Regions from separate parts of the Homo sapiens genome. Here regions 1 and 3 are each linked to region 2. A link is a loop called in an ENCODE intact Hi-C map of the cell type or tissue named here. Cell type or tissue: Calu3. All regions are shown on one strand.

Evidence for each region. A loop is a pair of places that touch in the nucleus more often than their neighbours do. Peaks named below come from ENCODE experiments on the same cell type or tissue, not always from the same donor. Only the 100,000 strongest peaks of a DNase experiment are listed, where the experiment ranks them.
Region 1: it touches region 2 in a loop (4-fold over the local background); 71 of 110 quality-filtered maps call a loop at or near these places.
Region 3: a loop joins it to region 2, with 8 times the contacts of the local background. A loop is called at or near these places in 4 of 110 quality-filtered maps.

The regions. Positions count from the first base shown.
Region 1 is chr10:14,531,105-14,536,104 of GRCh38, reverse strand. The region is part of intron 2 of FAM107B (family with sequence similarity 107 member B); the gene reads left to right. It overlaps LOC124902381 (a long non-coding RNA gene), which reads right to left and starts at 3,229. Exons shown (of 3, transcript XR_007062063.1): 1 at 3,156-3,229; 2 at 2,637-2,819; 3 at 1-1,677. In Calu3, no CTCF peak of the experiment used is centred here; a DNase peak (open chromatin) is centred at 2,984.
Region 2 is chr10:14,820,886-14,825,885 of GRCh38, reverse strand. It overlaps CDNF (cerebral dopamine neurotrophic factor), which reads left to right. Exons shown (of 4, transcript NM_001029954.3): 3 at 266-407. Among named protein-coding and RNA genes, the nearest start is that of CDNF, 15 kb to the left of the region's middle. In Calu3, no CTCF peak of the experiment used is centred here; a DNase peak (open chromatin) is centred at 2,545.
Region 3 is chr10:14,671,601-14,676,600 of GRCh38, reverse strand. All of the region lies in intron 1 of FAM107B (family with sequence similarity 107 member B), which reads left to right. Among named protein-coding and RNA genes, the nearest start is that of FAM107B, 100 kb to the left of the region's middle. RefSeq lists an enhancer at 1,271-1,857. In Calu3, no CTCF peak of the experiment used is centred here; a DNase peak (open chromatin) is centred at 1,960.

The DNA.
Region 1 (5,000 bases), 290 kb after region 2:
ATGCAGACATGGAACCAGAGCAGTCTGCTGGGGCAAGCCAGCTACGGTCTGGGTTTGTTTTATCAGCCCAGTTGTGAAAGTTTTCCGAGGGAATGGTAATTCACCTCTGGAAAGCAGTCAACAGAAGTACCTGGGATAGCCAGAGAGCTGGGCCCGGAGTGAACTTTGGAAAGGGAAAAACATGAAAAGCAAGGACTCAAAATCCATCTGTAAGCATGGGATTTCCCAGTGCTCTGGGATAGTAGAGTCAAATAATGACTTCCGTGTGTTGCTCAGTGGAAATTAAAGGTAGAATTCTCATCAGGCAGCATTTTTCAGTGCATAGTGTGTCTGTCTGAAATACAATTCTGTTATTACTCAACAGCTTGAAAATCTTTCAGTGAGTCCCCTCCATTCAGAACAGCACGAGAGGCCCTTGTCATCAGGCCTGTCTGTTTCCTGCCCCACTCTGAACGACTGGAGCCATTCAGAACTTCATGCAGCACCTTGGCAGTGTGATAGACAGACCTTTTTAGACTTTCCAGAAGCTTCTTATGTTAGTTGCATGAATAGGTCCAAGAACCATTGAACGTTGTCAGTGAGAAAGTCTGTGGGTCATTCAACTGAAGTTACAGTTTTGAAGAAATCAAAGCCCAGAGAAGTAGAGTTTCCTATACAGAGTTTTCCAGGCCTCTAAATAAAGTATGTAATGTTGCTGGTTGCATAGTTGGGCTTATAATAGCTTCTATTGAGTTCTCATGTTTGTGCCAGGGATTAGAGAGAGTCTTTGCATATACATTTTACTCAGTTTTTACAGCATTCATTTTACACATAGGAGAGCTGGGGGTCAGGGAAGTTAGGATTTGTCCAGGATCTCAAACCAGTTTTATTTCTCCTTCACTGAGCTGGTCCTGGTTTTCCTTAATTGACTTAATACATTAAAAAAAGTTACTTTGAGTAAGTTACTTGACCAGTGAAGTGACTGTGACAAGATTATCTTTGTGTTTATTTCTAGAAATGATGTTTCATGTCAGTAATAATATTTGCTTGCAAAGTACTTGTACCTCTAGACATTTCTACCCCATCTTTACTCTCAGGCTCCTGGATTCCTTGTTGCTCAGAGAGGAAATGTACCTGGCCGCTCAACCCCACTTTCTGCACTACACCTTATGGCGGTGGAATCCAAATGGCTCAGGGACACCCTCTGTCGTTAGCCCATGCCTTTGTTACTTCATTTAAGTAATGCTTTCTGAACAGGTCCAAGGGGTCAAAAGAATAGGAACATAAACCAGACATGTTCTTTGCAGTGAAGAGAGGATAAGATTTATATCCACATTGCTATAATACAAGGCGGTGGTTGACGAATTACTAGGAAAAAAGAACAAAGAACATCCCATAGAATTTGGGAAGGCGTCAGGGCAGATGCGGCATTTATTTGGATCTGCTGGATGCGTGAGTTTGGCTTTGTGGAGATCCGGGGCTGCGGTGGGAAAAGCCTCAGCACGCCTTCGGAGGGTGCAGTGCTGCTGTAAGCATGCTGGTGGAGGGAAGGCGGGGTGTGAGGATGTGGGGAGCAAGAACATTTGTTTCAGCTTGATCGGAAGATAGGATTTGTGAGACGCAAGAGTTGCCTTATACCAGAGTTGTATTTTCCAGCGTTGGTAGCAGTGAGCAGGATGGCTGGCAGAGGGAAGAGAGCTGTGAAGAAGGTCATAGTGATGGTTATTGCCATGTGTTAGTCACAGCTCCAGGGCGGGGTGTCACTGAGAAGCAGCTGGAACCCAGATCCCACATGGTTCTCCCGCCACCACCACTGCCCTGAGTACAAAGACTCAAGGAGGGGGTTGCTCCGGCCCGTTCACCCCCTTGTTACTAAATGACCATTTCCCAGACCCCAGTGTGGCCTTTGCATGAGGAGCTGCAGGGACCATGCCACCTGTTCTGAGGACAGGCTTAAGGTCTCCATGCTTAACTCAGACTGAGAGGCTCCTGTGCACCCCCTTTTCCAGCTCCAGTTGTGAAGAAGGACAAACCAGTGAAAAAGAAGGAAGATGTTTGCCCCTGTGTTGACAGCATATACATATACTTCACCACACTGTCCCACGGAAAAACATCCTCCTGGGCTGAAATCCTAAATGCACTACACGCACTTCTGTGCAGCCACAAGTGTCTGAAAAGTCAACCGCAGCCCCCCCCTCCTGCACCGGCTCGCAGTGCCCGTGTCTCTCTAATAGGAGACAGGCTTGGGTGCCCCTCACCCCACTGGTCCTATGTGAGAAGAAAGATTTCCAAGCAACTAAATCTAAAGAGAAGTCAGAAAAACATCCCAAGCTAGGGCCTGTTTCCTAGATTCAGAACTAAAGTCATTTCATTCTGTGCACTGGAAGCTCAACCTCCCTCCTGGCAACAAGGCCCAAGTCATGTTTGCACCTCAACACTGACGTCCAGGAAAGGCTGAGTGGGCATCTTATGCTGTCTCTAGTTGAGGGGGAAGTGGGAGTGCGGGACAGAGGATGAGGGGACGGAAAGCGGAGGGCAGGCAAAGCCTGAGACTGCAGAGGGCCAGTCAGTCAGGTAAACGAGAGCGAGTCAGTCAGGTAAAGGAGAGCGAGTCACCCAGGCTTGAGCGCTGGCTGCACTTGCCCTCTCAATGTCACCTCTTTCATGTCGATCAGACGTCTCAGACTCGACACGTCCTAGATCCACTTGCTCTTTCAGCCTCCCGTCATGGCAACTTGAGCCTTCTGGTTGCTCAGGCCGGAAACCTCCAAGTCATCCTTGATTCCTCAGTGCTTTTCACGCCTCGTGTCCAGTCCTTCAGGAAGTCCCAGAGACTTTACCTTTAAAATACATCTTGAATCAGGCTCTCCGCCTACCTATGCTGCTGCTGCGTGAGTCTAAAGCATCTCTCACCTGGATGACCTTTGCATCTGCCGCCCTGCCTGCCTGCAGCCCGTTCTAAACCTGGGAGCTGGAGTAATCTTTTAACTCATGAGTCAGATACCGTCATTACTCTGCTCAGAACCTGGAAATGACTCCCCATGGCCCTCAGGGTGAAGACCAGAATGCCAGCACTGGTGTTCAAGTTCCCACGCTCTATATCCTCACCATCCCTCCCTCCCCTGCAGCCAGCCTCGCGCTTTGCCATTCCTCATCCCCCCCAGGCACCCTCCTACCCTGTGGCCTTTGCATGCGCTCTTCTCGCTGCTGATCACGGCCCGCTCTTCTGTCACATTCCCTCCAGCTCCTCCCCAAATGTAATAACGAGGTCAAGGTCAGAGGCAGTTGTCTGTTTGGGTTTGGCATCGTGGAGATTATCTATGGTGAAGGGCAGAAATACGGAGCCTTTTATGGAAGTGTGTAGCCTTCTTGGTCTATGATTAACTAGAAGGAAACTGCAGTTGATTTTTCAGACACTTGTGGCTGAGCAGAGGTGTATGTAGTGCATTTAGGATTTTGCCGAGGAGCACGTTTTTCCATGGGACAGTGTGTTGATATCAGGCTGGCTGTGATGGGTTCCCTGAGTCACCCTCTGCGAGGTTTGTAATTCTCAATTCAGTTCAGGTTGCAGGCATTCTTGTTGTTAAAAGAGCAATGCAACTAGTGTCTGAGGAATGTTTGGTGTAATTTATTATATATGCCTTACTGTTTGATAATTTTGAGCCTAATCATGGAGTGATATTTAAGATATTTAAACAAATGTTGCAGCTACATTATTTTTCAGTTGACTTAGCCTTTGGATTTTCATTCTCTTTATTTTCACATTAACTTTGTAAAGATGTTGCTTTGGTTTGGTGGACAGAACATAACACGGGGAGGTGCTGGGGGCAGGGTCATACTTTTCAGCAGGGCAGCTAGGAGGTCAGGCCTCTCTGAGAAGGTGACATTTGAGGAAAGGCCTGGAAGGATACAAGCAGGATGAAGCCCACAAGGTGCTTAAGGAAGGAGACAGTGAGCAGTGTCACAGGCCAGCGAGCACCGTGCTGAGAACTAGAAGCCTTTTCCACTGGCACAGGGTCAGCATTGATATGTTTGTAGCATAGATTGATTTGCTGAGGCTGAAGGATTAGCAGTAAAGGACCTGGGTCCGGTGCCTATTGACCAACAAGTGAAACAACAAGCACTAAAACTTAGAGAAATCGCAGTTAGATTTATTTGGAGCCAAGTTTGAGGACTTACTTAAGCCTGAGAACACAGACTCAGTGTAGACTGAGAATGGGTTCCAAAGTAAGTTATGTGAGGCGCAATATATATACGTTTCATTCCCTTTCCTTTTCTATTTTGTTTTGTTTGAGACAGAGTCTCTCTCTGTTTCCCAGGCTGAGTGCAATGGTGCGATCTCGGCTCACTGCAACCTCTTGCCTCCTGGCTTCAAGCGATTCTCCTGCCTCAGCCTCCTAAGTAGCTGGGACTACGCCACCACGCCTGGCTATTTTTTGTATTTTTAGTAGAGACAGGGTTTCATCATATTGGCCAGGCTGGTCTCAAACCCCTGGCCTCAAGTGATCTAGCCACCTTAGCCTCCCAAAGTGCTGGGGTTACATATATGAGCCACTGTGCCCAGCCTCTTTTTTTTTTTTTTTTTTCTTTTCTTTTAGAGATATGAGGTCTTGCTCTTGCTCTGTCACCCAGGCTGGAGTGCGGTGGTGCAATCATAGCCCACTGCAGCCTCTCAACTCTTGGGCTCAAGTGATTCTCCCACCTCAGCCTCCTGAGTAGCTGAGACTATAGGCATGTACCACTATGCCCAGGGCATTTCCAATGTTTTTTAAACATATGGGGTCTTGCTATGTTGCCCAGGCTGGTCTTGAGCTCCTGGCCTCAGTGATCCTCCCACAACAGCCTCCCAAAGTGCTGGGATTACAGGCATGAGCCACCTTGCTCGGCCTTGTATTTTGTAACAGGGGAATACATGTGGCACAGCGGTGGGCGAAGCAGGCAGTGAAGCAGCGGTTTCAGTCCTGTGATTGTGATTGGTGGTCACAGAGGCTGTGCATAAGATAAATAAGGTAAATATGCAG
Region 2 (5,000 bases):
TCCACCTCCTTGGTTCAAGCAAGCACACCTGGCTAATTTTTGTAGTTTTAGTAGAGATGGGGTTTCACCATGTTGACCAGGCTGGTCTAGAACTCCTGACCTCAAATGATCTGCCCTCCTCAACCTCCCAAAGTGCTGGGATTACAGGCGTGAGCCACCATGTCCAGCCTACCTCTTTCTTCTTGATACTGTATTCCTTCATTACTGGAATGATACTGAATGTCTTCATTGTCTGGAACACTCAATTCTCTTCATTTTCCTTCAGTGCTATTATCTAGGAGCCACAAAAGACGCAGCCACAAAGATCCTAAGTGAAGTCACTCGCCCAATGAGTGTGCATATGCCTGCAATGAAGATTTGTGAGAAGCTGAAGAAGTTGGATAGCCAGATCTGTGAGCTGAAATATGGTATAACACAGCCCCGTGTTTTTCCCAGTAGGTCCAATGGATTCCCAAACCTCTAAAGTTGGGGCCATGTCTTCTAAAAATTCAGTGTTAAAAGGAAAGAAATTCACCACTCATCAATAAGTTGCTTGGCTGATGAATGGTACCTATGGGCATTTGAGTTTCGTTGAGGGAAGACAAATAAATAGTACAGGCATAATCAGCATTAGGTTAAAATTGCCAATGAGGCCTGGCGCGGTGGCTCAGGCCTTTCATCCCAGCACTTTGGGAGGCCGAGACGGGCGGATCGCAAGGTCAGGAGTTCAAGTACCAGCCTGGCCAATATGGTAAACCCTGTCTCTACTAAAAAAATACAAAAAAATTAGCCGGGTGTGGTGGCGGGCAGCTATAGTCCCACCTACTCGGGAGGCTGAGGCAGGAGAATCGCTTGAACCCGGGAGGCAGAGGTTGCAATGAGCCCAGATCCCGCCACTGCACTCCAGCCTGGGTGATAGAGCAAGACTCTGTCTTAAAAAAAAAAAATTGCCACTGAAATCACAGAGTTTAGACTCCTAACACACCAAGGCAAAGCCAGATACGTATGTCAAGGAAAATCTCAACATATAGAGAGAGCAGCTACTCCTGGTGATTTGGATCTTGGTAATCTATTAAAACAAAACTAGTACCTATTCAAAGATGATACAAGGACTTTGAAGATGTAAAGATGACTATGACTTCCTTCCTAGGCAGAGCTACCATTCTGCCAGCTTTAAATTTTGGGAAATTGGTTATTCACATCAAGTCAGGTTTTTCCTGGTAAAATAGCTTATCAGAGGGTGCCCAAAACAAACAGCAAGAAAAGGAAGGAGATGTCCTTTTTTTTTTTTTTTTTTTTTTGAGGGGAAGTCTCGCTCTATCACCCAGGCTGGAGTGCAGTGGTGCGATCTTGGCTCACTGCAATCTCTGCCTCGTGGGTTCAAGCGATTCTCCTGCCGGAGCCTCCCGAGTAGCTGGGATTACAGGCATGCACCACCACGCCTGGCTAATTTTTGTATTTTTATTAGAGACGAGGTTTCACCATGTTGGCCAGGCTGGTCTTGAACTCCTGACCTCAGGTGATCCACCTGCCTTGTCCTCTCAAAGTGCTAGGATGACAGGCGTAAGCCACCATGCCCGGCCAGGAGATGTCCTATTTTAAAATGTTATCCTTGGCCCCATACATTTCACATGGATAGATCTTTTATCATGATTTGTATCTGGGCTAGACATTTGGGTAGATTGAGTGGGTATCATAAAAGGATGTGGAATTCCTTCCTCAGCCTATCCTTGACACCTGAAATCCCACTCATTCCTTTTGCTTAAGTCATTGTTTTGCATGCATTACATACCCAGTGTAGTACTGTCAACTACCTAAGTAATTAGCATCCACCTCTAAGTTATTTTAGTCTTATTTTCCAACACAGCCGTGTAATAGTCCTATGCACCATAGCCACATAGCTAGCTTTAAGTAGGTTTAAGGTTGAAAGTTACCACAGACAACCTATTTCTTAACTTGCAAAGCACAAGCCCTAACTTCCAGGGTAGTTATTAGAGTAGGCATCCCTTTTTTATTGGCTTCCAAGCCATGAAATAGGGGCAGAAATCACTGAGTCCATATAAACAATATTCACAAACTTGGCCGGGCGCGGCAGCTCACACTTGTAACCTCAGCACTTTGGGAGGCCAAGAAAGGAGGATCATTTGAGCCCAGGAGTTCAAGACCAACCTGGGCAACATGGTGAAACCCTGTCTCTACAAAAATACAAAAATTAGCCAGGTGTGGTGTTGAGCGCCTATAGTCCTAACTACTCAGGAGACTGAGGTGGGAGGATCACCTGAGCCTGGGAGGTCAAGGCTCTGGTGAGCTGTGATTTTTTTCACTGTACTCCAGCCTGAGTGGCAGAGTGAAACCCCATCTGAAAAATAAATAGATAAAATAAAAATAAATAAAAGCCAATATCACAAACCTCTTTTGATTTTTTAAATTCAACAAATTTGTTGTGAATACCTTCTCCTATATCCTAGGGATCTTACAGGGCTCCTTAAACAATAGAAAAATCAGATATTATTGAGACGAAATGACTACCTAATGTTTTGGCGATGCTGGCCACTAGAGGCCCTTGGGGAGCTATGAACTAGTTTTAATCTTTGTGTGGACCTTTACTTTGGAGTTTTGGGGCATCACAGAGGTTTTCCTCTTTTTAAAATTAATGCCAGATACCAAGTTCTCTAGAAAAACTCAAAGAAACTACTGACATTTACAAAAAAATGTATTTTTCTCCTTCAGCCTCTTATCTTGAATAGACTAATAGTTCTTAATTATCCTCCCCAGCTATTGTTAGCAGGAAAGATAAGATTAAACAGGGACCTTTGTGCTGTGGGAGATTAATAATTTGGGCTATGCAAGTTTCTACTTTAAAAAGTATTCTGTCAGATCAGCCATGAAATTAACAAGCAAGATAAGTGTGGAGTTGGAGTATGTTTTCAATTAGGAAGGTGCCATTTGGTTTTTGACCTGAAAGAATGTTTTCATTTGCTTGCTTTGTGTTTAAAAAGGATAGGGAATCACTATAAAAATTTAAGGGTTTTCTGGAGCACAGTGTATAGCTGACCCTCTAAATACAAAAGTCTTTTAACATCCAGCTTTTAAATTAGAACAGAGTTACCGGAAGGTTTTGACAAATAATTTGACAAATATTAGGTTTTTAATGTTTTTAAATGTTGTGTTCTACTACTCAGAGGTAAAAAAGAGAAAGAACTTTCAAGAGAAGTCAAGCTGTAAAAATTCTAGGCTGCCACTAGTTGTTTAATAAATAAACTTAAATGTTGTATTCATTATCAAAGTGAACACCGGACAAGCGGGGAGGGGCAAAAGACACTTTTTTTTTTTTTGACAGTCTCACTCTGTTGCCCATGCTGGAGTGCAGTGGCATGATCTCTGCTTACTGCAACCTCAGCCTCCTGGGTTCAAGAGATTCTCCTGCCTCAGCCTCCTGAGATGCTGGGATTACAGGTGTGTGCCCCCATGCCCCTCTAGACTTTCTTTTGAAAGAGGAAAAGTACCTCTTTCTGATAGGAAAATTATAATTATTGGTATATTACAGATGAGCTTATTATTTTTTGTATTTTGGGCTTTTTTTCAATCTTTTCAGCAATTGAGAAGTAGCTGAGTTCTTGATATTTTCTGCACATAATCTATAAACAGCGAAATAGTAGTCTTGCTAGAGGAGGTTAGATGTTGGTGACAAGTATCATTGGCAAGAATTTTAGAAGCCAGGTTGGCTGGCACCAAAGCCCTAGCATTGGAGAAGTGGGAATAACACAAAGGGCTGTACCTGCTGTGATAATTTAGCAACCTAATCCCAGTAGGGGCTGGGCATCAGGTGAGTTTCAAAACAGAGATCCCAAACAATTAAGGTTCAGCGAGAATATTCCTAATTTTATTCACGTGTTTGCATTTCTTTACATTTTTATTTAAAACCCAATAGTGCTTTGTCATGTGTATGTGCTCATTTGCTTTGCCGAAGATACATCTTCCTAGAAAAAGTGAACCATAACTTTTTGCTGGTTAATTACAATCTATGGGTTTCAAGTTGGCCGCAAACCAAGGCCATCCCAAAGGAACCGATTGCCTTTTATATATGAGTTTCCTTCTTGTTACCTTAACAGCAGCAATTTGGATACAGTGCTATTTGTTTTAGGAATACTGATCTTGAGAATGCTCCAAATGGTAGTAAACATTGTGGCACTACATAGGCCCTTAGTTTTGAAGCAAGTATAATCTCTTGGAAAGAAAGTCAAATTAAAAACACAAATTATCCCAATAACTTTGTATACACTGTTGTCCTTCAGTACCTGTGCAGGAGGGGTTCTGGGACCATACTCAGACACTAAAATCCTGATGCTTAAGTGTTTGCATATAACCCATGTGCATCTTCCCTCCTGTATACTCTAAATCATCTCTAGATTACTTATAATACTTAATACAATGAAAATGCTATTTGTATTAGTCTGTTCCCGCATTGCTGTAAAGAACTATTGGCCAGGCGCGGTGGCTCACGCCTGTAATTCCAGCACTTTGGGAGGCCGTGGCAGGCGGATCAGCTGAGGTGAGAAGTTCAAGATCAGCTTTGCCAACATGGCGAAACCCTGTCTCTACTAAAATACAAAAATTAGCCGGGCATGATGGTGGGTGCCTGTAATCCCAGCTACTTGGGAGGCTGAGACAGGAGAATCGCTTGAACCAGGGAGATGGTGGTTGCAGTGAGCAGAGATCATGCCACTGCACTCCAGCCTGGGTGGCTAAGCGAGACTCCGTCTCAAAAAAAAAAAAGAAAAAGAACTATCTAAGACTGGGTAATTTATAAAGAAAAGAGGTTTAATTGGCTCACAGCTCCACAGGCTGTACAGGAAGCATGGCTGGGGAGGCCTCAGGAAACTTAGAATCATGGCAGAAGGCAAAGAGGAAGAGGCATGTCTTACGTGACTGCAGCAAGAGGAAGAGCGCAAAGGGGGAGGTGCTACACTTTGAAACAACCAGATCCCTCATGAACTCACTCACTATCATGAGAAAAGCTA
Region 3 (5,000 bases), 150 kb after region 2:
AGGCATTTCTGACTTATCTGTGTTACTAGAAGCAATAATGTTTGAATTTTTATTGTGGGATGTATTACTATGTTGGGCGTGAAACAAAGATACAAAGTGGGTAAACAAGTGAATTCATTTAACAATTGTTTAATAAACACCTGTTAAGAGAGGGTGTAGACTCTGAATGAAGCTTGAAAAGGGAAGCACAGTTTTTGCTCTGGAAGAATATGTAATTTAGTGGGCTACCGATGGCTTATATAAGAGATTCCCTGGAAAACTAAACACATTTTTATTAGTAGTAATGCAACACAGTATGGAAGACTCTTGGTACTGGAATATGGTGGTGTTGGATATTGGGTTCTAAAATTACGTCCAGTAACAGACTATTCATATCCATCAAAATGTGTAATTAGATGCTGCTGCTACATAAGTTTTTTTGTTTTGTTTTGTTTTTGATTCTGAGACAGAGTCTTGCTCTGTCACCCAGACTGGAGTGCAGTCGCATGATCTTGGCTCACTGAAGCCTTGACCTCCCCAGGCTCAAGTGATCCTCCCACTTCAGCCCCCCAAGTAGCTGGGACTACAGGTGTGCACCATCACATCTGGCTAATTTTTTTATTACTTGCAGAGACAGGCTTTCACTATGTTGCCTAGGCTGGTCTTGAACTCCTGGGCTCAAGCGATCCTCTTACCTTGGCCTCCCAAGATGCTGGGATTCCAGGCGTGATTCACTGCACCGGGCTGCTGGAGAAGCTGTAATGGGACTGCTGCACTTTAACACATTAACTTGCTGAAACATTCTGGGGGGTAATTTTGAATCTACATCAAGAGCCTCAAAGACACCTATGTCCTTTGAAACAGAATCCTACCCTTGAGACTCTAATCCAGAATTATTTGAAATGAGAAAAAATAAAAAGCTATCCACTGTAAGATGTTTTCTTTGTTATATGGCTCCTAATAGAAAGAATCTGAAAACTCTTTAAATGTTTCATGATAGGGAAACATTTCTTTAAAATTAAAATTCAATTGTCTTGGAAAGGGTTGGGTCTCCTTTGGGACCCATTTTCCAAATGAAGGAAGTTGAGGCCATTAATCGGTCATAGGCTTGTTGCAACAGGTGGAGACAAATGGAACCAGGCCTTGGATGACATCAGGAATATAATGGAGCAGAAAGCTACTGACCTCCCTCCATGGATAGATGCACCAAATAAGCATCTACCCACAGATCCATTTCCTCGGAAAGTCAGAGACCAGTTGAGAGACACCTATCCACCAGACAAATGAGAAAATGTTGATATCAGATAGATAGGAAAACTGGGGCACACTTGGGCCCAGTATGCACCCTGACCACGGTGCCATAAAATTGGGAAAGGAGTTCCCAACGCCCAGCTTATTCCCATGGAGAGGATGGTCTGAGCCTCACATGAAGGGCCCTAATCCTGTTTCCCCATGATTTAACACTTAATGCACCAAACACAAGAACAGAGGGGATTAGATACACATGTGTAGGAAAAAAATATAGCAGTTTAATATGGGCATGCAAGTATTTTCAGAGAATTTATACCACTGGAATCAGCACAGAGAAGGGGCTTAAATCAGTGCAGAGAAGGGGCTTAAAAACATACGTGGACAAGCACAATGGCTCATGCCTGTAATCCCAGCACTTTCGGAGCACAACGTGGCAAAACCCTGTCTCTACAAAAAAAAATTATGAAAATTAGCCAGGTGTGGTGCTGCATGCCTATAGCCCCAGCTTCTCAGGAGGCTGAGGTGGGAGGATCACTTGAACCCGGGAGGTTGAAGCTGCAGTGGGTAAAGATTGTACCACTGCACTCCAGCCTGGGCAACAGAGCGAGAGCGAGACCCTGTCTCAACAAAACAAAACAAACAACTCTGTTTCCCCTTGGAAGGAGTTTACAAAACATACCTGTAGCTGCTACCTGGTGGCCTGGCTTCTAATTAACTTGCTTGGGGAGTTAACGAGACAATTATTAACCTGTCACCAGTCTGGGAGGAGTTTGTACTCACGCTAAGTGCTCCAGCCCTTATAACATCCACCTAAGGAACTGCATTCTAAATGTCCTAGTTCAGGGAGAGGATAAGACTGGCAAACACATGTCTCTCTAGACTGCAGAGAAAAACAAAGTGGTGGTTTTACATTATAAAGGGTGCATAAGCAATTTGAAGGACTCCATCCCCAGGGAGCAATGCTGAGAAGGGGTTTTAAAAACACAGCCCCTGTATATTCTGGATGTTAATCTCTTGTCAGATCAATAGTTTGCAAATATTTTCTCCCAAATTGCAGGTTGTCACTTCATTCTGTTGATTGTTTCCTTTGCTGTGCAGGAGCTTTGGAGTCTGATATAATCTCATTTGTCTATTTTTGCTTTTGTTGACTGTTTTTGAGGTACTAGCCATAAAACCTTTGCCTAGACCAATGTGCTGAAGTGTTTTCCCTATGTTTTCTTCTCCTAGTTTCATAGCTTCGGGTCTTACGTTTAAGTCTTTGATGCATTTTGAGTTGATTTTTGGATCTGGTGAGAGATAGGGGTCTACCTTCATTCTTCTGCATGTGGATGCCCTCTTTTCTAGAGATACTTGGAACGCAAATAACTCAACAGCAAACAAACAAAACAAAAAGCAAAAGCAAAAAACAAATAATCTGATTAAAAAATAGGCAAAAGATTGGAATAGGCATTTCTCAAAAGAAGACATACAAATAGCCAAGTATATTAAAAAAATGCTCCACATCACTAATCATCAGGAAAATGCAAATCAAAACCAAAATGAGATATCATCTCACCCCAGTTCAAATGGCGATTATCAAGAAGACAAAAAAATAACAAACGCCGAAAAGGATACGGAGAAAGGGGAACTCCTACAGTACAGCCGTTATGAAAAACAGTATGAAGTTTTCTCCAAAAACTAAAAATAGAACGACCATATGATCCAGCAATCCCACTGCTGGGTATGCATCCAAAGGGAAGGAGATCAGCATGTCAAAGAGATATCTACACTCTCGTGTTTATTGCAGCACTATTCACAATAGCAAAGATACGGAATCAACCTGAGTGTCTATCAACAGATGAAGGGATAAAGAAAATGTGGCACTTATACAATAGAATACTATTCAGACATTTAAAAAAAGAATAAAATCCTTCATTCGCAGCAACATAGATGAGCCTGGAGGACATTATATTAAGTGAAATAAGCCAGACACAGAAAGACAGATACCACATGTTCTGACTCATATGTGAGAGCTGAAAAAGTTGGTATCATGGAAGTGGAGAGGAGAACAGTGGTTACCAGAGGCTGGGAAGGTTAGGGGGAAGGAAAAATAGGGAGAGGTTGGTTAATGAGTACAAAATTACAGCCAGATAGAAGGAATAGTTTCTAGTGTTCTATAGCACTGCAGGGTGACTCTAGTTAACAATAATTTATTGTATATTTTCAAATAGCTAGAAGAACAGATATTGAATGTTCCTAACACAAAGAAATGATGGATGTTTGAGGTGACGGACAGGCTAATTACCCTGCTTTGCTCATTTCACATGTATACATGTATTGAAATATCACATGTACACATAAATATCTATGATTATTATGTGTCCATTTAAAAGAATGGAACCAAGCCTCTTTAATTATTGGTCAGGAATTCTATTTCTGTCTCCAACAAACTACCTTTTTGCTTCTAAACTTGCTGCCCTAGAGTGAAATGTTAACTCCCAATGTTGCCAACTATGAGGCCAAAGGAAAATGACTTGATGTACATTGGTGAATGTATTTGGTTCGTGTTTTTAAGTTTTTTTATTCCTTCCTTCTTTCTTTATTTCTACTAATGTTCAATCAGGTGAACCTTAGGAAAAGAAGCTAATTTGTACCAAAATCTTACCTTGAACTCCCTAAGTATAAACTTAGTGTGGTTTCACATGCCCTTTCAATGAGGCATCTTGGGATTAGTCCTCAAGGAAAATACAGTCATGAGCCATATAATAATGTTTCAGTCAGCAACAGACCCCATATAGAATGGAGGTCCCATCAGGTTATAAACTATCTTTTTACTGTACCTTTTCTATGTTTAGAAACACAAACAAACACATATTCATGTTGTAAAGTGACAACACACGACTGTAAATGAAAAGTCCATTTGTTTGACAAATTTTAATAGTACATTCTTGGTACATCATCGTGGTCACATTTGATTTAATAAGCATTGTAAAACTCATGATGGGGCCGGGCACAGTGGCTCACGCCTGTAATCCCAGCAGTTTGGGAGGCCGAGGCGGGCAGATCAACTGAGGTTAGGAGTTTGAGACCAGCTTGACCAACATGGTGAAATCCCGTCTCCACTAAAATACAAAAATTAGCTGGGCATGGTGGCAGGTGCCTGTAATCCCAGCTGCTCGGGAGGCTGAGGCAGGAGAATCGCTTGAACCTGGAAGGTGGAGGCTGCAGTGAGCCGAGATCACGCCACTGCTGGGCAACAGAGCAAGACTTTGCCTCAAAAAAAAAAATAAATAAATAAAAAATAAAAAGAAAGAAAAAAACTCATGATGGCAGGGGAGGTACAGAACCAATGTACAGAACCAATGCATGCCTGACTCCTGATTTCCCAGAGCTGGAGTTCTTACACTGGTGTATCAGTTAGGACTCATTCTTTTAGAAGTGACAGAAAACCTGATAGGAATCAGTTTGATTTAAAAAGAAATAGAGGGTTTTTTTTTTGTTTTTTTGTTTTTTTTTTTTAAATAAAAGGGAGTGTATTAGCTGCCTTATGCGGAAAAGTCCAGGGTTAATCTTGCTTCAGGCGTGGCTGAATTTGGGGCTTAGTTGATATCAACAGAAGAAAGCATTGGAGCATCTCTTGGCTCTGCCTTCCTTTGTGTGGGCTTCAGTTTCAGCCGCACGTGATAACAAGGTGGTGCCTACAGTAGCAGCTGCAACCCCTGTCTCTGGTTTCAGGGCCAGTGGATAATAAGAACAGGAGTCATTTTCCCAGAAGTCCAGAGAAAAATCTC